Regions from separate parts of the Homo sapiens genome. Here all the other regions are linked to region 1. The links are chromatin loops, found by intact Hi-C in ENCODE. Cell type or tissue: OCI-LY7. All regions are shown on one strand. Each heading gives the region's core, and the rest is flanking DNA. Links, peaks and the distances in the headings are about the cores only.

Evidence for each region. A loop is a pair of places that touch in the nucleus more often than their neighbours do. Peaks named below come from ENCODE experiments on the same cell type or tissue, not always from the same donor. Only the 100,000 strongest peaks of a DNase experiment are listed, where the experiment ranks them.
Region 2: a loop joins it to region 1, with 5 times the contacts of the local background. A loop is called at or near these places in 12 of 110 quality-filtered maps.
Region 3: it touches region 1 in a loop (2.3-fold over the local background); 4 of 110 quality-filtered maps call a loop at or near these places.

Annotation. Positions count from the first base shown.
Region 1 is chr5:135,049,630-135,057,305 of GRCh38, reverse strand. PITX1-AS1 (PITX1 antisense RNA 1) reads right to left here. Exons shown (of 6, transcript NR_161235.1): 2 at 4,784-4,852. Among named protein-coding and RNA genes, the nearest start is that of EPIST, 13 kb to the right of the region's middle. RefSeq lists enhancers at 3,736-3,795, 6,243-6,827. In OCI-LY7, for the core only: no CTCF peak of the experiment used is centred there; DNase peaks (open chromatin) are centred at 3,185, 3,775, 4,261, 5,655 and 2 weaker places; H3K4me3 peaks cover 3,066 bases; H3K27ac peaks cover 4,000 bases.
Region 2 is chr5:135,186,653-135,194,328 of GRCh38, reverse strand. The region is part of intron 3 of PITX1-AS1 (PITX1 antisense RNA 1); the gene reads right to left. Among named protein-coding and RNA genes, the nearest start is that of LINC02900, 58 kb to the left of the region's middle. RefSeq lists a silencer at 2,909-3,088. In OCI-LY7, for the core only: CTCF peaks have their summits at 2,601 and 2,805 (motif pointing right); a DNase peak (open chromatin) is centred at 2,848; H3K4me3 peaks cover 980 bases.
Region 3 is chr5:135,170,889-135,178,564 of GRCh38, reverse strand. It overlaps PITX1-AS1 (PITX1 antisense RNA 1), which reads right to left. Exons shown (of 6, transcript NR_161235.1): 3 at 4,393-4,523. Among named protein-coding and RNA genes, the nearest start is that of LINC02900, 73 kb to the left of the region's middle. RefSeq lists a silencer at 4,700-4,858. In OCI-LY7, for the core only: a CTCF peak has its summit at 3,666; no DNase peak of the experiment used is centred there.

The DNA of each region.
Region 1 (7,676 bases), core at 1,908-5,907:
CTGCCAACCCCTGCATGGCAGGCAGTGGGGGTAAGGGAAGGAGATGTAAAAATATGCCTGAGTACATCACTAGGATAGCTCCAGGAAAGCCCTGACCCCCTGAGGACATCCCCGACCACCCCTACACCATGCACCTGTGCAAGGTTGCCAACAACCATCGGCGCCAGGACCCACCAGGTACGGGGGTGTCCTTCACTTCCCAGGGGCCAAATATCTCTGCTGTGCCTAGTAGGAAAGAAGAAATATTGTGCAAGTTTGAGAGCCTGGCTGCATAGGTTCAAATCCCAGCTCATCTGCTTACTGGCTACATAAGCCTGAACAAGTGTCTTAACTTGCCTGTGCCTCAGTTTCCTTGTCTGTAACATGAGGGGGTAACCACACCGATCTCTTGGGTCGAGGAGGACTAGATGTGTTAATGCATGGAAAGCACCTGGTACAGTGCCTGGCACATGGTACGTGCTTGGTAAGTGTAAACTGACACTATTTACTATCATTATCCCATGTCCTTACAACTCCAGGGAATAGATCCTTTCACTTGCTTTGTCGGCATTCACTAATGACTCTTCTCCGTATGACGACACCCAACAGCTATTTAGAGAAAATTATGCCTTGCGCCAGGAGCCCAGAGGAAAGTTACCAAGGCCCAGTGGGAAAAGCAGACAAAACACTCCAAGAATACGAGATATAAAACATCATCATCAGTAGAGATGGGATGACCTAGGAGGTCATGCTGATGAGGGCATGTCAGACCAAAAGACATTTGGGTCTTGAGGGTTGAATAGGAGTTTGTCTGGTGAGTCTTGCCCAGTCCCATAGTAGGTGTTCCATAAATAAACAGTGACTAAACTGAGGTAGAGTCACAGAAGAAAATTTCAGCCTAAGGGAAATGAGAATGTATGGTGTGTTCAAGAATAGAGAAGGCACAGGCTATGGTTTAGCTAAGGTAGGGAGTATGTGAGCAAAAAAGCAGGAAAATAGGTTGAGGTCAAGTTAGGCAAAGATCTTGAACACCACAGTCAGGGGTCTTGGCTTTATTAATGGCCTCTGCAGAGCCAAGACGGGGGTGAGGGTGAGGGTGACAAATAAGAGCTGGGTTTAGAAAGGTGGCTTGACTTGCAAAGCAAGTGACACAAAGCTGAAGGCAGGAGACCAGGGAGGAGGCCAGAGCATCCCCATCTTCCCTCACCAACCGAGCCCTGCCCTCCATTTGCCCTTCAACCATCTTCCTGGTAGAGATGTTCTCAAGCTCACACCCCTGAAGACCTTACACTCCAGCTATTCTGGCGAAGGACACAGTGCCCACAGCTGCCCACTATCAGAAGATGCCCTCAGCCAAGACCTTTCAGGGAAACGTTCATGTCTCCATGCAAGTCCCCAGTTGACAAATGGAATTGGGCTCAGAGACAAGTTCAAGCCATAAATTGGGAACCCTGAGAGCACAGTGACTTCTGGAATTCCAGGAAAATAACACTGAGCACTTAAAGCATGCAGGCCTTTCCTCTCCCTCACTCCCCAAAGGCACCCCCTTCCCGTCTGCTCAATCCAAGGATCCAGGCTAGTGGATTTCTTTCCAAATGCAGGCTGTGATGTTCTGTGTCATGTACACTGGAGAATTCCTCCACGGCTCTGTGACTTACCCAGCCGGGTCCCAAGCTGTGCTCTGACCTCACCAGCCTGGCAGAGAGGTTGCCGATGCTGCCAACACTGCCCTGACCGTCTGCCTGGCAGCTGGGGCCACACTTAGGCAGCTGCCCCAGCATGCACTAAAATTAGGTGGCCCATTAGACCCAGGACATGGTGATCACAGGCACATTGCCAGCACTGGCTCAGAGGATCATTCCTCCTAGCCCAGGACTCAAGCCAGGGCAGAACAAGAGTGGCCCAGCATCTCCTCTTAGGCCCAGGGAAACTGAGGTCTGGAGAAGGGTAGGGACCACCAAAGAAGTGTAAACTTTGATTCTTGTTTATTTATTCAATAATATTTCCTGAGGCTGAAAAGTAATATAGTAGAAACTGAAAATATATTCCATGAAGAGGTCAGGGAATTAAACAATCAGAACCCCACCATCTGAGCTAACTCACTTACATTCTGCTGTGTTTTATACAACAGAAAACATACTTTACAGACAATTTATAAAATATTTCTTTCTCCTACTTAGCATCATTTTTGCAAATCATAAAACATTCTTTATATACATTAATTGAGTCAATTTATAGTATTCCATTTTATTGAGATGCCATAATTAATGTAATAAAAATTTCCTACTGTTGAACATTTAACCTGTTCCTTGTTTTGCTATTATAAATAACACTGCAGTGAACATCCAGGTGCATGAATCTTTGTCCCCATCTATGACGATTTCCTCAGGATAGATTTTAGCCAATGGAATAAATGGGTCACCAAGAGAAGCATATTGTAAGGCCCTGATACAGATTGCCTGCTGCTCCCCAAAAAGCCAAACCACAGGCTAGCTTTTGATAGCAACCTCACACACCTCTGCCTGCACTGGCCGTGGCTCCTTACAGCCACAGTCTGCTCATTCCTGGGATAATTTCTCTCCCAAGGAATCCAGTGTCTATAAAGCCTGCCTGTCTAGCACTGCAACCACATGAATCTCTTCAGTGCAAGTCTGCCCCATGGTTCCTTTCCCCTAAACTAGCCAAAGCATCCAAGAGATACAGGGAGGAATCAAGTCCCAGGCCCCAGGGACTCAGACGTGCTGCTACTCCAGTGTATGTGAGGCTTAAATTAGGGGTCAATGTGAAACCCATTGATCACATCCTTTGAATAGCCCCAAAGACCTCTCCTACATCTCCACCTTTCCCCCGGTTCACCCTGCTGTACACACACCCAGGAAATGATCCCCTTGAGGGGTGCTATCCCTCCCCAGCAAGGTTAACTGATGACCCAAATTATGACAACAGACCTAAGCCATCAACCCATAAAGCAACTTGGCCAAGAATCGAATTGCCTTTGCATGTCCCAGCAGAGAAACTAAACTCCAGGCTCAGTGTAAATAAGCTGTCTCTGGTCCGACGTCAGCCCCTCTTGCCGGCAAGTTATGGATGGCACTGCGTATCACCCATCATAAATACAGCCCCTTGGCTAAACAAAGCCGACAGCTTTGTGCCAATAACCTTTGAACCACTCAAGCCCAGTGTCAATTGTATTTGTCTTCAAGCTAGGTTTACTCGAGACTGTTTGCTAAATCAGGGCTCATCTGCGGAGATAATTCAAATATATTACAGGCACCAGGCAGACACAAGGGCTTCCCCCACCTGGCCTCACAGGGGTCACCACCACAGCAGCCTGCACATCCCCTAACCACTCAGCAAGTTATTCTGGGAAAGAATAAGAAACAAGGGGCAAAAAGAGACACTGAGGCCAGGATCATAACCTTGGATCTGCCACCAGCTCTCTGCGCAACCCCAGTGAAGTCACCAGACCACGTGAAGCCTCTGTTTGCTCCTGAATGCAGGGAGAACCTAGTCTTCTAAATCACAGAGAACTTATTTTTGGAGGCCTATTCACAAGCAAAATCGGCCTGCATGAAGGAATCAGCTCTGGAAGTGCAGAAATGCAGAATGAGTTCCCACCTCGTGCAAGAGATGGATGTGCCCAGAGCAAAACCAAGTCCTGCTGGGCTGAAGAGCAGCCAATGTGAAAACAATCTTACCTGACTCTGGTGGGGCAAGGGGGGAGGTTCTAAATAGATATGGTGTAATACATAGATACCTTTTAACAAAAAGCGCTATAAAAAAAAAAGGGGAAGCCACTCTGTGGTCAAGGCAGGTGCAGTTACCATGGCCACCGAGGCTGAGCTAATTTGTACAATTTGCATTTCCTGAGTGCCTGCTGCATGCCAAGCACTGGGTGCTGCCAGAGAGACAGGGACTCAGGCAAGGCTCATGCTCCCACAGCCAGGGACCCCCACCCCACACCCATTCTGACCACCCCACCCACCCATCTTCAAAATCTGGGGCCCTCTCGCCCAGGACTCTGAGTCCCCAGTGCTTCTCACCATTTGGGGAGCTTTGCCAAACCCAGTCACGAGCCTCTCACCTGCTAGGATCCCAAACGACCCCCAGGACGTGGGACCAAGACCCAGGGAAATACCCCACTTTGCTTCGTCTCATGACCATGAAGCTGTGGGTTTGATAGTTCAGGAGGTTAGGGTAGGAGGACTAGGGAGTCAAAAGCTGTGTTTAGATTACGTCCCATGAGCTGCTCTTGAAAATGAATGAGAAGAAACTCCACAAAAAAACTCTGTCAAGAATGGAAGGGCCAAAGAGTGAACACAGCTGTCAAGAGAGGCTCCAGGCAAGCTGGCCCCAGGCACCCAGCACCTATGAGCATCAGCTCCTCTTATCTGTAAAATGGGAATCACATGTTTTGCCCAAGGAGTCACTGCAAAGATCAGACAAAATGGGAACCATCAAAGCCTTCCACATCCTGAAACACGCAGGAGGGATTATTGCTGTTATGGTTATAAGGCTGTGCTTCTTGCACCCAGTCAGGAGGCAAGAGATTCGAGTTCTGCCTCTGGTTCCACTTCAGGAAAGTGTCCCCCACCACCCCTGGGCATCACTAGAATAATGAGAGACTTGCACAAGGCAATCTCTAAAGTCTGTTCAGCTCTGATGCCATAGGATTGATTCTGTGATGTGGGTTAACTACAGAGGCCAGCCCATGGCAAGGTGTCCCCTCAGAGGTCAGCCCACCCCCCACCCCCCACCAATATGATGGGAGGATGCCGGCAAGACCAGGGTCGTTGTCACTCACGTTTGGGAGCCTCACGCCTCTCTGGGATGCCGGACCCCTCCAGCTTCCACGTCTCATCTCAGCTGGCACCTGGAAGACGGGAGAAAAAGGTCACCATGCTCCATGCCTGGACCATCTCTTTATCATCCACATACCTGGAAGCAGGAAGACAGCAAGGCAGCAGTGCCTGTGCTGAGAATGAAGGCAGAAGACATTTATAAATGACCCTCTTAGCTGTTTACGAGACACCTTCTGAGAGAAAGCAGAGGAGGAGAAATAAACTTGAAGTAGGGAGACCTGGCGGGCGTCGCGATACGCTTTGATAAGCCAGCTGCGCCAGCATTTCTTCTCCATTTTTATGACCACCTTTACGGCCCTGTGTTTGGGACTCTTTATCAGGGGCCGGAAGGAGAGCATGAGCAAGATCGAAGGCAAAGAGCCTTCCCCAGCAACTCCACAAGCAGATACAACCTCATCTGGAGATCAAGATAACCCCAGTTTTACTCCCAGTCCAGGCGGCCATCCCCCAGACACCCATATCTGAGGTGGACAAGAAATTCCTGAGCACGGCAATAAATCTGCAGATCCAAGCCCTCCTGGAAGCCCTGACTGAGCCAAAGCCACATGGAAACAAAACCAGGGCTGGGGCTGGGACTGAGGTTCTCCTGAGACCACTTAGCAGCCCTCATCGGTACACTCTGGAGCCCTTGTCCCACAGCCCACTGAAGTTGGAAAGAGCGTTTCAGGGCTCCCTCCCCAAGCAGGGTTTGGGGTCACAGCCAGGTTGGAGCTAGGACTCTGCCATCCCCACTCCCCTGAACTTGCCAGGATTGTGAAAAGGCTGAAAGCACCAGGGCAGGAAGCTCTTGCATCAGCCAACCTAAGTCTGAATCCCAATTCTTCCCCTTGCTGCCTGAGGCAGTAACTCCCTCTGGGCCTTAGGTTTTCTCATCTGTAAAATGGCCCATGCAACAGTACCTAACCTTGCACGATGGGACACACAGAAGGAACTCAGCCAATAGGAGCATTACATTGGATGACTCGACAAAGTAGCCAAGAGGCCAGAACTCACCACTTGTTTTCACAAACTGGCTGGGCCCTGGAAGCCTGAAACCTTCATACCAGCCTCATCTGAATGACGGTGGCCCTAACCCCTGCCCTACATATGTGACAAACCATACTGGGCTCCTAACATGTCATTGTGCTTGGGGGAAAGGAGAGTGCTTCAGAGATGGAGAAAGTCATAGTCCTGACTCCCAAAAAGCCTGTGACCAAAAATAAGCCTACAAAGGCAGGACATGCTAAATACAAAACTCCAGGATCATGGCAAGAGAACAGGAGAGTAGATATAATCACGGTCAGGGAGGGAGGCCGGAGAAGGCTTCTCAGAAGAGAGGTATCTGGGCAGGGCCTGAACAGGTGAATAGGAGTTTGCCAAAAGGAAGAGAAGGAAGAGGAGGAGAAAGCCATTCCCTGCAGTTAGTTAGGCTGATACTGGGTCCTTGGTGAGTCCCATGGAGAGGAGGCAGAGATGTCTGGGAAAGGGCAGCAGAGGGTGCACACAAATGGTGGACCGGCATCCAATTACCAAGAACCTTGAATGTAGGCTGGGCAAGCTCAGTCTCATGTTGAAGGTGTTGATCTGGAGTCTGGGATTGGTAAAGTTGTGGGACAAGGCAGCCACATCAATGTAGATCGCTTTGGGGAAACTGCGTTTGGATCACAGCAGAGGGGAGCGTTCCAGGGTGGCTGGCGAGGAGGCCAGAGAGCGGGCGGGAATGTTTTGCCTGAGGTATCAGCCGTGTGGACTCCAAGGTTGGGGTAAATCACAGCTGCCCCAGGTGGCTGGATCATTGCTCTCACCGCCTGCGCGCCCCTGCGCCAGCTCTGCTGGCAACCATGAGGCTGGGGACAGACGCCCGAGTGCGGCCCTGGCTGCTCCACGGTTCTCCGGTGGCACAGCGGGCTCTGCAACGCGCCGCTCTGGACCTGCGCGCGAGCACCTGCTGCTGGGCCACCCGGCACCTCGCGCGGAAGAGTGAGGCGGCGCGTAGTGAGCTCCGCGCCTCTACGCGCCCTCGCTGTCCCCAAGTGGTCAGAACCCTTGCAGGCAAAACCCACACGCGTCCTCCTCGCTGGGCACAGTTCGGGCCCTCTGTGCCCAGGCTCTGTGAGATGTGCTCGCGGCCCGCGATCGGCCTGTCGGTCCCAGCAGCCATGCCGGGATGGGCTCCAGCGAGGCTCAGGGCGCTCTCCCCCTGCCGCGCCACTCTTGATCTCCCCCTTCCATCGCCCTAGCCCCTCGCCCTCCTGCCCTTCCCAGGTCCCGAGACAGCTCCTGGTGTGCCATGAGGGCATGCCCGTCGCCCCACAAGCAGAACCTCAAACTGCCTAATTATTTACATTTTTAAACGTTTTATTTTGAAATAATATAAATTCACGGGAGTTGCCCCATATTTCCTTACCTGAAATAATATAGATTCACCCAGTTTTTCCTAGTGGCTACATCTTATTAGCACAATAGCCAAACCAGGAAATTGATCGGTATAAAGTGTGCATATAGTTCCATGTCATTTTATCACATATGTAAACTCATGAGATCACCACCGAAATCCAGACACTGAATCACCCCATCAACACCAAGATCTCCCCACTGCTCTCCTGACAGACACACTCACCCCCTCTCTTCCCACCCGTCCCAGCTCCTGGCCCAATCTGTTTTCCACATTGAAATGTCCATCATTTTGAGGGTGTTACATAAATGAAGTCGGACAGTATGTGCCCTTTTGAGATTGGCTTTTTTTCACTCAACATAATGCCCTTGAGACTTGGCCAAAAGGAATCAACTGTTCATTCCATTTTATTTCTGGGTAGTGTTCCATAGTATGGACGTACCAGTTTGTTTAACCATTCA
Region 2 (7,676 bases), core at 1,292-5,291, 140 kb before region 1:
ATGGTCAGAGCACATGCTAAGTGATTGCTTGACAACGAGTGACCCAGTTGACTGTTGTGAAGTCCATTTTGCCTTCTTTCCTCTCCAGATAAATACCATGATGAATTCCCCAACTGATAATCACAGAGAATTCCAGTGTTTTACAAAAAACAGTCTTATCACCCCCAAATCCAAAGTGCCACTATAGCCTCATCACCTCTCGGCTTTGTGAACCAGGAAAGCATCAAGGTCTTCCTGAACAGCTCAGCCTCACAACCAAGAATGTTCCCACTTAAAAGACCTTCCAACACCACATTTTCTTTTCACTGGCCCCCGGAATATGTTATCTTGGGAGAGGGAAAGTTAAAACAAATGAACTCGCAGCAGCTGGGGAGGAAGACTGAGAATGACTCAGGAGTCATTCTCCCTCCAGACAGGGTAATTTCCTACCCAGTCATAGGCAAGGTTGAGAGCTGAGCTGCATCTTAAAGCTGCCTGGGGTGAGAGACAGGAGTTTAGTGATGTAAAGAATAACTGCTAATAAAGTACTTTCTCTCTTTATTTGCTACAATTCTGTGAAAGTCTCTCAGTTCCAGATGCATAAAACTGGAGAAGCGGTCCACAGCTCAATCACCCACCTTCTCTTCCAAAGAATCCACAAGTACTAGAGGGACAGCATCAGCAACACGCCGGGCGGAATCACTCGGGGGCCTTGGAAGACCTGTTCTATTTGCTTCTGAAGGTGAGAGAGTGGAGGACCCCAGAGAGTCTTTCCTCCCATGGAAAATTCTCATGACTGAGCAGCTTTAAGCTCTTTGGAGCCCTACGGGGCTGAGAGGGCTACTTACAAGAGAGGTTGCCCAGACTCTCCCAAGGCAGTTGCATAGCCTGATTTTAGAATAATATGTGGCCACAAAAAGAAGTCAGTCTGCTGGGATTCCTCTGGAGAGCCTGAGAAGGGGGACAGGGCAGCCAGCTGGCTGGCAGCCACTCCAAGCACAAAGGTGGGAGCCAGCTGTGCCAGGTGTGTTTAAAGTTCATCTTACCTTTGGTCCCCCAATACCTGTGTGATGGATGGCATTGTGGGAAGGTGTATTCAGCCAGTAATGCATTTCTGTCAGAGTGGCTGGAAATAAAAGGGAGATGATGGGAGGGGGGCTGCTTTTGTGCTCGGGGTAAATAACCAGTCGGCTAGGGTTTTTCTTCTTCTTCTATTCATGTTCATGGGGCCAGGAGGGACTAAAAGTTTACTGACTTTCCTAACATTCCTTCTTCTCCATAAAAATGTAAGTCCAGGGTAGGTAGGATTCCTCTCCCTCCTTGGCTGGCCAGCCTCAGAGATTTCAGTGAGCCACTCGCAGTCCCTGAATGCGCAGACCTGGCATAACAAGAAGATTTCTGACTACGGGGCATTTCTCCGTACAGAACGGCTGGCTCTAAAGGCAGTCGGCACCCAGGAGAAAACATGCCAAATAATTTTTTCTACATTAAATTATGAGGTGAGCTGAAAAAACACAACTAAATCACCCCTAGTCCAGGGCTTGCATGAGCCCCTTGACTAAGAAAATAACTTTTCAGGACTAGGTTCTGAGCAGCCATTTGGCCAAATACCAGAGTCTCTTTCTATGATCTCAGAGACCAGGAGGTAAGAACATTTTGGCCTCAGATAAGCCAGGAGACAATCACCTAAAAACAGACATCCTTGGGCTTTGACAGCCAACTCCCTCTATAGGGGAGAGAGAAGGTGTCTGGGTTAGATACCCATGGGTCCTGCTGCTACCAGCTGAAGGCCCCATGGGAACTGCTTGACCTGTGCTGGTAAAATGAGGGTGCAAGGGCAGTCCAGCCATGCTGGACGCGCAGCATGGAGCACGGATGCCCTGCTGCACCCAGACGCCAAGTATCATGCTTGCACATGCTGCAGGCAGGCGTGGCCAAGCAGGACACAGCCTTTGTGTATAAAACCACCACAGAACGAGAAAACATTGCGTCTGAAATGGGGCCAAGGCTCCTCCATTGACAAACATCTACTGTGATTCCCAGCCCCTTCTGAAAAGGCCTAGGGGAAAGTCATGGCTCCAGGCCCCCTTCCCCAAGACAGGAATGAGAGTATCACCACACACAGCCTCTCCCCTCAGTGCTACTGAGCCCCATGTGACATCCTCACAGGCCAAATCCATTCACAAAACTCAGTCCCCTCAGGACATAGATATCTAGTTTTGCCCCCATGGTTTAGAAATATAGCTGCTATACTACCTTCTACCCAAAACCCAAAACAGCCACCAAGAGCCCCACTTTGCTGGAGACTTCCTGATAGGGTTGTTTGTGTGGGTAGATTCAAGCCTGTTTGTGGTGGATACCTAGGAACCCAGCCCCTGGGAACAGAATGGCTAATCCATGATATTTGAGGGTGGTCCATGACTTCCAATGAAAAGGCATGGCACCGTCCTTGGATCTGAAGCTCCTCAAACCTTCTTCCTGACTTCCGGCGGAAGCCCCTGTGCTGCTCTTGGGAAGTAGAGCCTGCTCCCAAGCTGAACAAGCGGGTTTATACCCCGCTTGCCCCACTGTACCCCGCCAAGCAGGGCACGCCAGCAGAACTGTCCAGAGGAAGCCATGGCGCAGCCTGGCTCCCGCTAAGGCTCTCCCACCGCACTGTCGCAGGAGAGCCCGGGACGGCCTGGCTCCTGCTCTCAGAGATACCCTCAGCAGGTCGGCCAGCCCAGGACGTGGAGCGCACAAGTCATGAATTCCAGGCAAGCCACTGAAGCGTGGCTTCTCCCCGTAGCGTCAGCACCACCGGCGGCCAACAGGTGGCAGGAGAGCTTCGGGGAGCGCGCACCTGAGGCCCGCGGCTGGGTCTCAGGCTGCAGCGGCAGAGGCCGAGGTCTCCCTCTCGCTGCGACCCACGGGGGAAGACAGAGCCTGCCGGGGCTAGGAAGAGAAGGCGCAGAACGGCGTGCGGGAGCGAGCTAGCGGGGCCTCTACTTTGCGCCGCAAGCCGCGAAGCAGCTCCTGGCCGCCAGCCCCGCAGCTGCCCCCTCAGGCCTCCCTGGCTGCGTGCAGACCCGTCGCGGGACCTGGCCGGGAGCCGACCTCGACTCCACCCCCGGGGCTGGCACCCCCACCCCCGCAGACCCCAGGCCAGGGCCAGACCATCTGGGCTGTTCTGGGTCCCGCGACGGGGTTTTGAATTACTTCTAAATCATGTCCTTTGCTCCTAAAGAGCAAGCAGGCAGTGGCCGATGGAGGTGAGAGAGACAGCCCAGAGATACGGGGTCGTGGCCGTCATCGGCACCCCTTGTTGGCTTCCTGCTACAAGCCGTGATGATAAAATTACGGTTTTTGTGAAAACCAGAATGGTAACAGAGGAATTTTTCCTTTTTATAAATAACTAACATTTCCTACCACCAAATTCCAAAACTGCCAGAGGGAACCCCTTCCGCAACGCCACAGCACTTTGTTCTGCATTGCCCCACACTACACAGGCAGCGAAAGGAATCCATCAGGTTTAATTTGTTCTGCTCTGGTCAGAACTGAGGTCTCTAGAAGCCTCGCATATACTTTACCATTTTAAGTTTGAGAACCCTAAACTAATGATGTGAAACTAATGTAGTGTAACACCAAGTGCCCTCTCTGCCAGTAGGAAATAATTTCTGCAGCGCTTCTAAAAACCAAACCAAACCAAACAAATAAATCAAATGATTTTACAATGTGGAAAAGCCATGAGCGAGCCGGCTGGGCCGTGGCTCTGTTTGGGGGAAGCAGGCGGTTTGAGAGGCTCAGCGACTCAGCCGCGAGCAGTTTTCCTGGGCTGGGGTGTCTGCAGCTGGGAGCGGCATTCGAGCTCTGGCCCAGCAGGCCTCGGGAAAACAATCTGGGCCACAAATTCAACATGACAGTTTTAACAAATACGATTTCAACTTTTATATTTGGATTTAGGAAGGAGATGATGGCCTTACCCCGGAATCACTATTAAATAATAAGCTTATAACATATTTGCTGACGGCAATATAGACCCTGCTTCAAATTAACTTTAAAATGTGCTGCCGATACATACGGCTTATACTTAGAAAGAAAACAAAGCTGGTGACCGGGCAGATTGAGTCAAGAGGCAAATGTACAGAAATGTACACAGAGTTGATCAGAGTTTTTGCTACCTGAACAGCCAAAGGAGGCTTTAAAATTCAAGTTAGTTCTTTAAAGACTTATAATAATAATTTTCCCCCAACTGATTAGAATATCAGTCTTTAAACATTTAAAGCAAGCTCAAGTTCTGACCATTTCAGCTTCTCAGAAGTGTAGACATTTTTTAATGCATTTACTTTATTGTGAAATTGCAATATTTGTTAATGAAAGAGAATTGGTTGCATCTGTCTATTTTACAGGTTTTTAATATCCACTAGTCATTTGACCAATGTAGAAAGCAAATAAATATTTTCCCCTCATGTCATTTTTTTAATTTCCCAGAAACAAGTGTTCCTTTATTATCTGTGACCTACTCAAATGAGAATTATTTTTAAAGAGTTGCAGGTTTCTATACCTGCTGGAGTGTTTAGAGCCCAAAGCACTGTATTTCTCTAGAACATTTTTGTTGAGCTTTAACACAGTCTTACCTGCATATCTTATATTACTTGGAATTGGGTAACATACATCACTTTGGAAAAGATAAACAGGCTACTATAAAAGACAGGAAATAAATAACTCATAAGGTCACCTTTGGTTGAAGCAATCTTATTCTAGTACTAGAAAATATTCGTTTATTTTTTTAAAAAATACAAATAAAGGAGCAAACCTGAAAGAATTAACTAAAGATTCAAATAATACAACTGTCTGTTGCCTTGTGTCCATGTGGGGTTTCACACAAAATTGGGTTTGAGTTTATTGGAGAAATTAAGGTTATTTGAATCAACACTGAGACGTAGGTCTACAAATCATTTATCACTCACTCATTCACTAGCAGAAAAGCATCTATGGGACCCTTTTGTATGGGAAGGCTTGCGTTTCTGAGAGCAGAGGCACAAAAGAGAAGCCTTCGTTGTTGGTTAAAAATGATTACAGCTAATACCTGACCGTGGCCGATTTTCCTGTCGTTCACCACTTTAACATCGGAAACATGTGATCGGCCCTCCAGATGCCCATTATTAATTGCATGCCCTTTGATGTCTGAACATCGATGGAATCTACAAAAGCATTAACGTAAGAAAATATGCCTCCTGAAAAATTCCCAAGTCACTGACTGGTGATCGGCGCATGTTCCCATTCGTTTGCTCACCTTCAGTGGCACTGTGAAAATAGCCCCAAACCCCAGACATTTTGCCACGAGTTTGGGCAAAAAAAAATTTCAAGACTTGTTTACAGTTTCTACTTCAAGTGGGGGAAAAAATGGCACATTTGCACATTCAAGAAGTATCTGTGTAATTTAAGATAACACATTTCTAAAATGCTTAAGGTTCAGGAATTTGCATGAACATAATTATAAAGAAAGAAAGAGAGGAGAGATAAAACAACAGTTAAACAGTTCCACTGGACAAGTGAATAAAGGCACCTCATTATAAATATCTCCACTTCGCTATGTTTATTTTCTCCCAAGAGACAACTTTATTTTTTAAAGCCTTATCATGAAGGAAATCGCTGACTATAGGTAAATTTCTTTTCTCAGGCGGAACTCAAAGATATTGTTATAACATGTTTTCTTGTGTGCAATTTCAAAACAAATAGACTTTTGTTTTTACAAACCATTTATTTGGGGAGGTTTATTTGAAGAAAAATTTTCCTCTGCAAAGAAAAATTTATAAAAAGCTACATGTGCAGATTACTTGACCCACTGCCTATCATAACATCTTTACACATCTCAAGGATTTAACATAGTGAAAGGAAAAGAGTAAAGAGGGTTTGAAGGGTAGCCCAGCACGGCTTGCATGGATGGCTGCTTTCCTATGCAGAGCTCAGAAACACATCCATCCCAGAAATATTTGTTTATCATGAAAAAATATTTGAGCCACTCATACTGAATTCTTTCACATTTTTGGGCAAGGTCTTTTTGCCATCTGGAATTAGGTATGTTAGTGAAGCTTATATTTTCAAATATTAGATTTTCTATCATTGTCTGAAATTCTCTCAAAGTATTGAATTGAACAGTCTTACCTTACCAAAAATAGAGGTAGAGTGCAGCAACTAAAAATAATAATGTTTAAAGAAAAAAAAAATCTCTTCCAAAGAGTGAAGCTGAAAAAAGTATCACAGTGTACATCTTTCTAAGAGTTAAATAACCTCCGACAGAGCTACAATAAAACTGATCGGCATTCGCTATCTGAAATGATGTGCAATTAAAAGCTAAGTAAATATTTAAAACAATCTTCCTTGCTCAAAAGAAGAATTGGAAAATTAAACATTTACAGCCAGAAATCTTGGAATCTCAATTTTTATACTTTGCAAGGGTACAAAATAAATGTGGAGATGCAGTTACCAATTCTTGAAAGATTCCCTCTGCAAACAATATCATGGCTTCTACGTGTGTGCAAGCCCCGCAAACATAATGATGCATTAGCTAAACATAAACCCTCTCCGAATTCCTGGTAAATCTAAATATGTACGAAATTAAAATGGAAACAAGGAACAAGTCTAGTGTTAGTCCTTTCAAAATACTAATTTAATAACTCTCCAAGAAATAGAGTGTTTTAGGAAAGGCAACCCAGATGTCAGCATATAAAATCAAGCTATAAAGCACCCTTCAAGTATATTTCAATCATTTTTAAATATTTACATTTAATAAGGACAAGTTTTTATGGCAAGAAGAGGTAATTACACTTATCATTCATGGAAAAATGTACTTTTAATGGCTTGTATATTGATTTGCAAAGGTGAAATAGTAACCTAAAATATGTAATTGTCTTTTTTTCCCTTCTGTTCAGCAATTTGCTGCTCTGGCAAAGCAAAATATGAAATGCTAGATGTGCCGCTGTTAGCGGCGGTGAGGCCGGTGTTGAAAATATTCACTTACACACATTGTTCCCTCTTTTCTCCACGTCTCCTATTATGCTAAACTGAAACCCCAAGTATCTGTGCTTTGGGGGATAATTAGAAGAATCTTATCGGGCTTTTATAGCCCTTCCTAATGAGGCTATTTATTTGGCAAACATTAGCCAGCCGAAGGATTAGTATCACCTTGATATGGACCTTATTGAAGCTGCTACCCTCTTGCCTGCTCTGCACAAAAGCCTATCTTATCAGCAGAATAGGCTCAGTGCAGGCAAGTCATGGCTTCTGAAAATTCACCAGGGGTCAGCCTTCATTAGTCAGAAGTTCTGACCAGAAGCTGAGGCAAATTCAGGTTTGGCCACTTTGAGGCCAGTAAACCCAATCAATTCAGTGTGGTGGGTTGCTGGGAAGATGGGGAGGGGCAGGAGCCCAGCAATCATCTGGGTGAGTCTTGGGAGAAATATCACCAACATTCGGCACACAGAGTTCACCCCTGGGAGGGATCCAGGCCTCCAATTCCCAGGGACCTTCCTCCTTACAAGGAAATAAATACACTTCAGGGATCTCAGAGAGCAAAATGACATAGGCTTTCTCTACCTGTCCATGTCAGCCAGGAAAGCAAGTCAATGGGAACTGGTTACCTGTCCTAAAATACCTTGCTCCAAGCCAATGCCCTCTTATTCTGATGCTTTGACAGAATCCCAGAGGGAGCGTCT
Region 3 (7,676 bases), core at 1,292-5,291, 120 kb before region 1:
AGAGACCCTAAGGGCCGTGGGTGGCCAAGACCTGCACTGGCCAGGGCTCAAGAGTGCTGCTGGGGCACAGGACAGGGATGCCCAACCTTCAGCCTTCTTTCAGAAGACAATAAAGGGTCAGCTTTCTAATTACTTCTGGCTGCCTGAGTGTGCAGAGACTGGGCCATGAGGGGCCCTGGGGCTAGGAGGATGACACACCCTTGTCTTTGTCCATGCTCTCAACACTCCTGTAAGGCAGATTTTTGTCTCCATTAAACAGATGAGAAAACTGAGGTTCAGAAAGATTAAATGACTTGCCTGAGGTTACACAGACAGTCAGAGCCAGAGCCAGGCCTCCCTCCAGATCTGCTGTCTTCTGAGCCTGTGCTGCTAACCATGTCATGCTCAGAAAGTGGCATCACCGCGCGGCATCACTGCTTTACTCTAGAACATGGGGGTGAAGACGTGCCCACTGAGTGACTCCTGCCACTTCTTGAGGAAATGTGGTCTCACCTCAGCAAATGGGGTCCTGAGCCCCTACAGAGTGTCGGGGTGCCAGGCCCCATGGGGACACACACAGGAAGGATAGGCCGGCTGAAGGAGCCCCTCATCCTGCAGTCCTTTGCCAGCAGAACCAGCACCAACACAAGGGAGTGTGTGGGGTAGTGACAACCACCAGCACCAAGGGTGGTGCCCTGAGCCAGGAGAGCTGCACTCGGCCTAAGAGAGCTAGGAAAGCTAGGGAGGCTTCTCAGAGGTGGTGATCTATGGCCACCTGGGAGGATGAGCAGGACTTAAATAAAAGAGACAGGGACCTGGGTAGAGGAAGTGAGATAAGCACAGGTGTGGAGGTGTGGGGGCACCAGTGTCCCCTGGGGAGGAGGGCAGACAGCGGGACCCGTGGATGTAGTGGGTGTGCAGGCTGAGATGTGGGACATGAGGCTGACTCCACAGGGCCTGTGTGCCTGGGTGAGAAGTCGGGACATCTTTCCAGAGGCACCAGAGAGGGATCTGGTGGTGGTGAGAGAAGCAGCACTGGGCAGGGACCTGCCTTCCTCCCCCAAGATGAAGTCTCCCCAGATAGCAAGGGTGCCTTGGGCTCTCTCTCACCTGAGGCTCTCAGGCCCTACTGGAGGAGGAAGGTGCAGAACATGGAGCTTCTGAACCAAGAGAAATGGTCTTCCTAGCCTTCTGAGGGATGCATTCCAAAGCGAATCGAGATTGTATGTTTCAGAGTAAAGAGAAGGGTGGTTAGGCTCCCCTGACCACCACCTCACCACCTCCCATGGACCCTGCCCTACCTGCCATGCCTGGCCCATGGAGAGAAGCTCCATGATGCCACTGGCAGCACCCACAGGTGGGCCAACACTGCAGCTTCCTCAACGCTGCCCTGCCTGGTGCCCTGGGGGGCTCCCTCCTAGGCGGTCCACCTCCTGTGCACCCTCACAGAGCTGGCTTTCCCTGAGAAGTGTACCAGGTCTGCCAGAGGCCACTCGTCAGCCTGCTGCTGACATCCAGGCCTTTCCCTATGCTCTCCGCTCTGCCGTGACCACATGCCCTTTCCCCCATACCCTCCATTCCCTGCTTCTTCAGGTCTCAAGCCAGATGTGCCTTCCTCCCAGAAGCCTTCCCCAAGCGGCCCTCCTCCGCATGCCCACAGCCTCAGTGCAGTCATCAGTCACCAATGCCTGTCCCAGTCAGTCATCCCCATGGGACTGTGACCACCTGAGGGCAGAGGCTGGTGTGTCCTCTTCACCTAGGCTATATCCCCAGTTCCTGGGCCAGGCTCTGGCCCATAGTTACTGCTTGATAAGGACCACCCGAAAGAAGGATTCCCACAGCCCAAACTTTCTCAGACACCATTCCCTAACCTCTGGACTGAAGGACTCCATCCCATCGCCCAACTAGACTGTTGTCCCTCTAGGTACCAGTCCCACCATCCCCTCGGCTTGGCACTTGCTCAAGCCTCTGAGAAGAACCCATTGTGTGCCAGCCCATCCCTGCCTCCATGATGCACTCCAGAGCCCGGTAGGCAGGACAGGGGAAGGATGGAGCTGGAGAAGGGCTGGGTTGAGAGGCTGGCACTCACTGGAACCTCTAAATGGACTTCCCCGCTCTAGCATGCACCCCACCCAGACAGCACTGGCTCCCTGTCCCTGAGGAAGAAGCCAGCAGGGACTGGAGGTCCAGAGCTCTCCCACCCTGCTGCCTGGCTCTTCTCACCACCAGCCCAAGGCCTTTCCTTTGCCTCCCAGGTCACTGGGCCCAGCGCAGGCAGCTGGCTCCCTCACGCCCTATGATGCCTTTGGCTCAGCCAGGCCATGGCTCCCAGGCCCTCCTCAGGCAGATACACTTGGTCCCTGTACCTCCCTGGGCCTCAATCCCTCATATGTAAAATGGATTCAGCACCTGAGAGATCTGGCAGGAACCTGAGGGGCTTTTTGACACATTGGTCCCCTCCCCTGTTCCTTTAGAAACTTAGGGCAGGCCCAGGGAACATATGCAGAAGGGGAAAGGAATTGTTTTCCTCTGACTTAGCTCAGTACTAACTTTCTAGAAGGCTATTTAGCTAAAAGTATCAGAAGCTTAAAAAACACAGACACCTGGGCCAGTCATGGTGGCTCACGCCTGTAATCCCAGCACTTTGGGAGGCCGAGGTGGGAGGATCACAAGGTCAGGAGTTTGAGACCAGCCTGGACAATATGGTGAAACCCTGTCTCTACTAAAAATACAAAAAAATTAGCTGGGCATGGCAACGCACACCTGTAATCCCAGCTACTCGGGAGGTTGAGGCATGAGAATCATTTGAACCCAGGAGGCAGAGGTTGCAGTGAGCCAAGATCGCGCCACTGCACTCCAGCCTGGACGATAGAGCAAGACTCTGTCTCAAAAAAGAAAAAAAAAAAAAACAAAACATAAAATAAAACAAAACAAAAAACACAGACACCCTTTAACCCCAAAATTCAACTTCCAAACTTTTCTCTTAGAGAAAAGTACACCAAAATGCTGGAACAAAGATGTTAGTTACAATGTAGTTGTGAGGGCTAACACTCAGAAATAACCTATATATCCAAATACAGGAGTGTGGTTTTGAAAACTATAGTATATTCATACCACAGGCCAACATTCCTACCATGCAACCATCACAAATGATGGTGTCAGGGTAAAAGGCCACCATGATATATTATTAAGCAAAGAGAACAAGTTTAAAAAAATGGATCATACTATTTTGTAAGAAAAAGTAACACATATATTTATAGGGGAAAAAACTTCAAAATGTTGACAGTGGTTACCTCTACTTTTCCCGGTTTTTCTAATATTAATATATATTACTTGTGCAGAATAACACTTTTAAAACAATTGTTCATTGATAAAGCCACTGGTTAGATGTCAAAATAGGAAAACCCTAATAATAATCCCAGCCCCACCCCGCCCCCACCTCGCAACATACATACACAGGAGTTGGCACTGAGGCATATACCTAGGTGTATGCATACACTTCCTCTCACCCACCCAGCCAAGCCAACTCACCAGCCATCGGCCCAAGGCTTATTTTAATCCTCAACTGAAATTATTACAACTAAGCAATACAATCCACTGCACTCCAGAACAGATTCCAAGTAGCCACCAGCCTATGTCCTCTACAGGCAGTACCCAGCAACTCCCTGCAGGAGGTGGTAGTAAGACAGCTGCGCTCTGGAGAATGACCACCGACCTCAAGCTCCCAGGGAGCACCAGAGACACGCAATGGTAGGAATTAGCCATGGCTGTGAACCAGCCAGCCAGCAACATCATCGACCTATCAATTGCAGTGATAATTCTCTTAGGAGCTGATGCCTTCATCCATCACACTGAGGTCCCATAAGCACCCCTTTGGGTCTTCCTCATTCTCAGGGTATGGGGATGGGGCATAGGTGGGTGTTGGCCCAGACTGCTGGTCCAGCCAAGCCCATAAACAAGGCAGGAAAAGGACGGTGTGACATAATGCCAACTCCATGCCAGGCATGATGTTTGGCACCAGACACACTAACAGGCCTCAGAGCAGTTTGGCAAGGAAGATGTGGGACTCCAGGATCCTCATCTGTAAACTGGGCATGACTTTCCCAAGGTCACACAACTAAAAGGAGGCAGAGCTAAGATTTGAACTCTGATCCTCCTGCCTCTTCCATGAGCCCATACTTCCAACATGACAGGGCTGACTCAGTTCCCTGGTCTCATGACCCACACCCCCAGGACCTTCAGGAAGTCCACGGCACCGGAATCAAAGCTGGGCGAAGCACATAAACACGGGGCCGATTCCTCTCCCCAACCCCTCCCTTGCTCTTAACACAGAAGAGGCTGGGGCTGCCCCTCTGCCATCGTGTGCTGAAGAATATAACATGAACCAGAAGAAAATATCAAGAAAGCACTCACCTGGCCCGGAGGCTGCGGGTCACCTGGTTCCATCACAGCACAGAGGCCTTGTCTGAACTATCCAGAGGCAGCTTGGGGGCTGCTGTAGAGGCCTTGGCTGATGTTATTAGGGTGGACCTGAGCAGGTGGTGCTGGGGGAGACAGGAGAGAGAAAAGAGGGACTCACTGTACAGGTCTCCACTGCCGAAAGAACAAAGCAAAATATTTTCATTCATGAGTTCATCCAGCCTAAACACGCACCTAATCCCTAGGAACTGACAGTGCAAAACAGCTCCCAGGAAGAAGAGACACAATGCTCAGTTCAAAGGAGGAAGGGCTGGGCAATCACTTATCACCTGGTGACCATCTGTGGAGTCAAGGAGCTGCCTGGGCTTAACAAATCCAGGCCAGCCAGAGAGGCCAGCTGCTTAAATGACAAGGGCCCAGAGTGTCACCTCTTGGTCTGACCACCATCCTGCCCCTGTGACTGGACCCCAGGGCAGAGGGAAGGGGCGCTTTCTGCTTGGTTGCTGGGTGCAGCTTCACTGGAAAGCACAAAACGAACTGTGAATTTTCTCTGGGTACAAATGATATGCTCAGTTTGGGTGCTTTAGCTTCATAAAATTTGGCACCACTAGGAAGAGAAGTATGCTAGGAAGAGAAGGGCAGGGCTGCAAAAATCTAAAGGATTCAGACATTGTTCCTGCTGAGTTCGAGGGGAGAGGCCCCCCTCCCCCAACCAGGAAAATGCCTGCCTGGTACCACCTTGATGCACAATTAGTTTCTCAAGGGGCTGCCTTGCTAGACCAGATATTTTTCTTGAAAATATCCATCCAAATATGAGCCATGGGGATTTCTTTTTTTTCTTTCTTTTCTTTTGGTCTACTAGAAGTCCCTAAGGGCAGTCATGTCTCCCAGAAGAGATTACAAATTTTGGATTGTGTAAACACTCTCTGCCCAGAAAGCACCTATGGAGATCTTCGTTATTCCAGCCAACCTGCCTTCAAAAGGTAGAGAACCTGGCCAGCTCTGCCAGAAAAGCCTCCAGAACCAGCCTTTGAGGCTAGGAGTGCCCCAAGCCTGCTTCCTTGAACCCTCAGCCAGCCTTGCATGGGGAGGCAGGGATGTTTGATCATTGTCTCTGCCAGGCTGGTGCTGAACACAGCTTTGCAGAGCCCCTGCCTCCCTCTTTTCCCCCTTCTCCATGGTCTCCAAGGGCATCCAAAGACCCTTTCTGGCAGAGCCCAGGAGTGTGCTTGAGCAGAATGTACATCTTTGCCCATGTGTGTGGCCCCCTCACAGCTGCTGCTCTGCACTTTCTCCTCGGCCAACAGCTTCCCACGGAAAGACAAGGAGGATCCCAAAGAACTCTCAGGTGTCTACATGCAACTGAGCCCCAATGTTCACTGCACCACCAGCTGCCAGGCTGGATGCCATACCTTTCACATGCTCTGTGCTAATAATCCTCACTCAGCAAGGTAAAGTCCCACTTTACAGATGCGAAAACTGAAGTTCAGAAAGGTAAAACAACTGCCTTTCATAGGTAGTAAATGGGAGTGTCAGGACACAGCCCAGGGCTCCAAAAGACACTTGAACAGAGAGACAAGACCCAGGCAAGCCCAGAATCTGCTTTCTCCAAGGACGTCCTACTTGGCAGCCATCTGTTCTGAGACTTCAGGAGAAGATCAGCAGCCCTTAGGAAAGAGATTTTCAGTGTCAGTGATGGTAGAGTGAAAGCTAAACATGGATCTGAACCACAAAAGATCCTGAATAACCAAAGCAATCCTGAGGTGGGGGCAGTGGGCAGGGAGCTGTAGGCATCACACTACTGACTTTAAAATGTACAACAAAGCTATAGCCACCAAAACAGCATAATATTGGCATAAAAACACACAGACCAATGGAACACAATAGAGAGCCCAGAAATCCTTGCATCTATAGCCAAATGATTTTTGACAAAGGTGCAAAAACACACATTGGGGAAAGGACAGTCTCTTCAATTAATGGTGCTGGGACAACTGGTCGTCCACAAGCAGAAGAATGAAATTAGGTCCTTATCTCATATACAAAAATCATCCCAAAATGGATTAAAGACTTAAATGTAAGACCCAAAACCATGAAACTACTGGAAGAAAACATTAGGAGAAATGCTTCCTGATGTTGGACTGGGCAAGGATTTTTTTTTTCGATAAAACCTCAAGAGCACAGGCAACAAAAGCAAAAATAGACAAATGGGATTACATCAAACTAAAAAACTTCTACAAAGCGAAAACAGACAACAGAGCAAAGAGACAGTCTACACAGTGGAAGAAAATATTTGCAAACTATTCATCTAACAAGGGTTAATAACCAGACTATATAAGGAACTCGACTCAATAAAGCAAAACAATCCAATTTTAAAATGGGCAAAGGAAATGCGTTAATAGACATTTCTCAAAAGAAGACATACAAAATGGCTAACAGGTATGTGACAAAATGCTCAACATCATTGATCATCAGAGAATCATTAATTCATCAAATCAAAGCAATGATGAGATACCACCTCACTCAAATTAGAATGGCTACTATCAAAAAGACAAAAGACAACAAGTGTCAGCCAAGATATGGAGCAAAGGGAACCCTAACACACTGTTGGTCAACATATAAATTAGTACAGTCACTATGGACAACAGTATGGAAGTTCCTCAAAAATAAAAAACAGAACTACCATATGATCCAGCAATCCCACTGCTGGTTACATATCTAAAGGAAAAGAAATCAGTTTGTCAAAGAGGTATCTGCACTCCCATGTTGATTGCAGCACTATTCTCAGTAACCGATGTAAAGAATCAACCTAAGTATCCAATGATAAATAAATGGATAAAGAAAATGTGGTATATACACACAATGGAATACGAGCCAGCCATTCAAAAGATTGAAATCCTATCATCTGTGACAACATGGATGAACCTGAAAGACTCAATGTTAAGTGAAATAAACCAGACACAGAAAGGCAAATACTACATGATCTCTCTCATATGCAGAATCTGAAAGAGTTAATCTCACAGAGAAGAGAGTAGAACAGTGGTTACCACAGCCTGGGGAGTGAAGCTGGAGAAAGGATGTGGAAAGGATGGTCAATGGGTACAAAGTTACAATTAGAAAGGAAGAAGTTCTGGCATCCTATTGCACAGTAGAGTGGCTATAGTCAACAACAAGGCACTACAATATCTCAAATAGCTAGAAGAGAGGATTGTGTACATTTCCAGCACAAAGAAATGATAAATGATTGAGGTGATAGATATGCTAATTATCCTGATTTGATC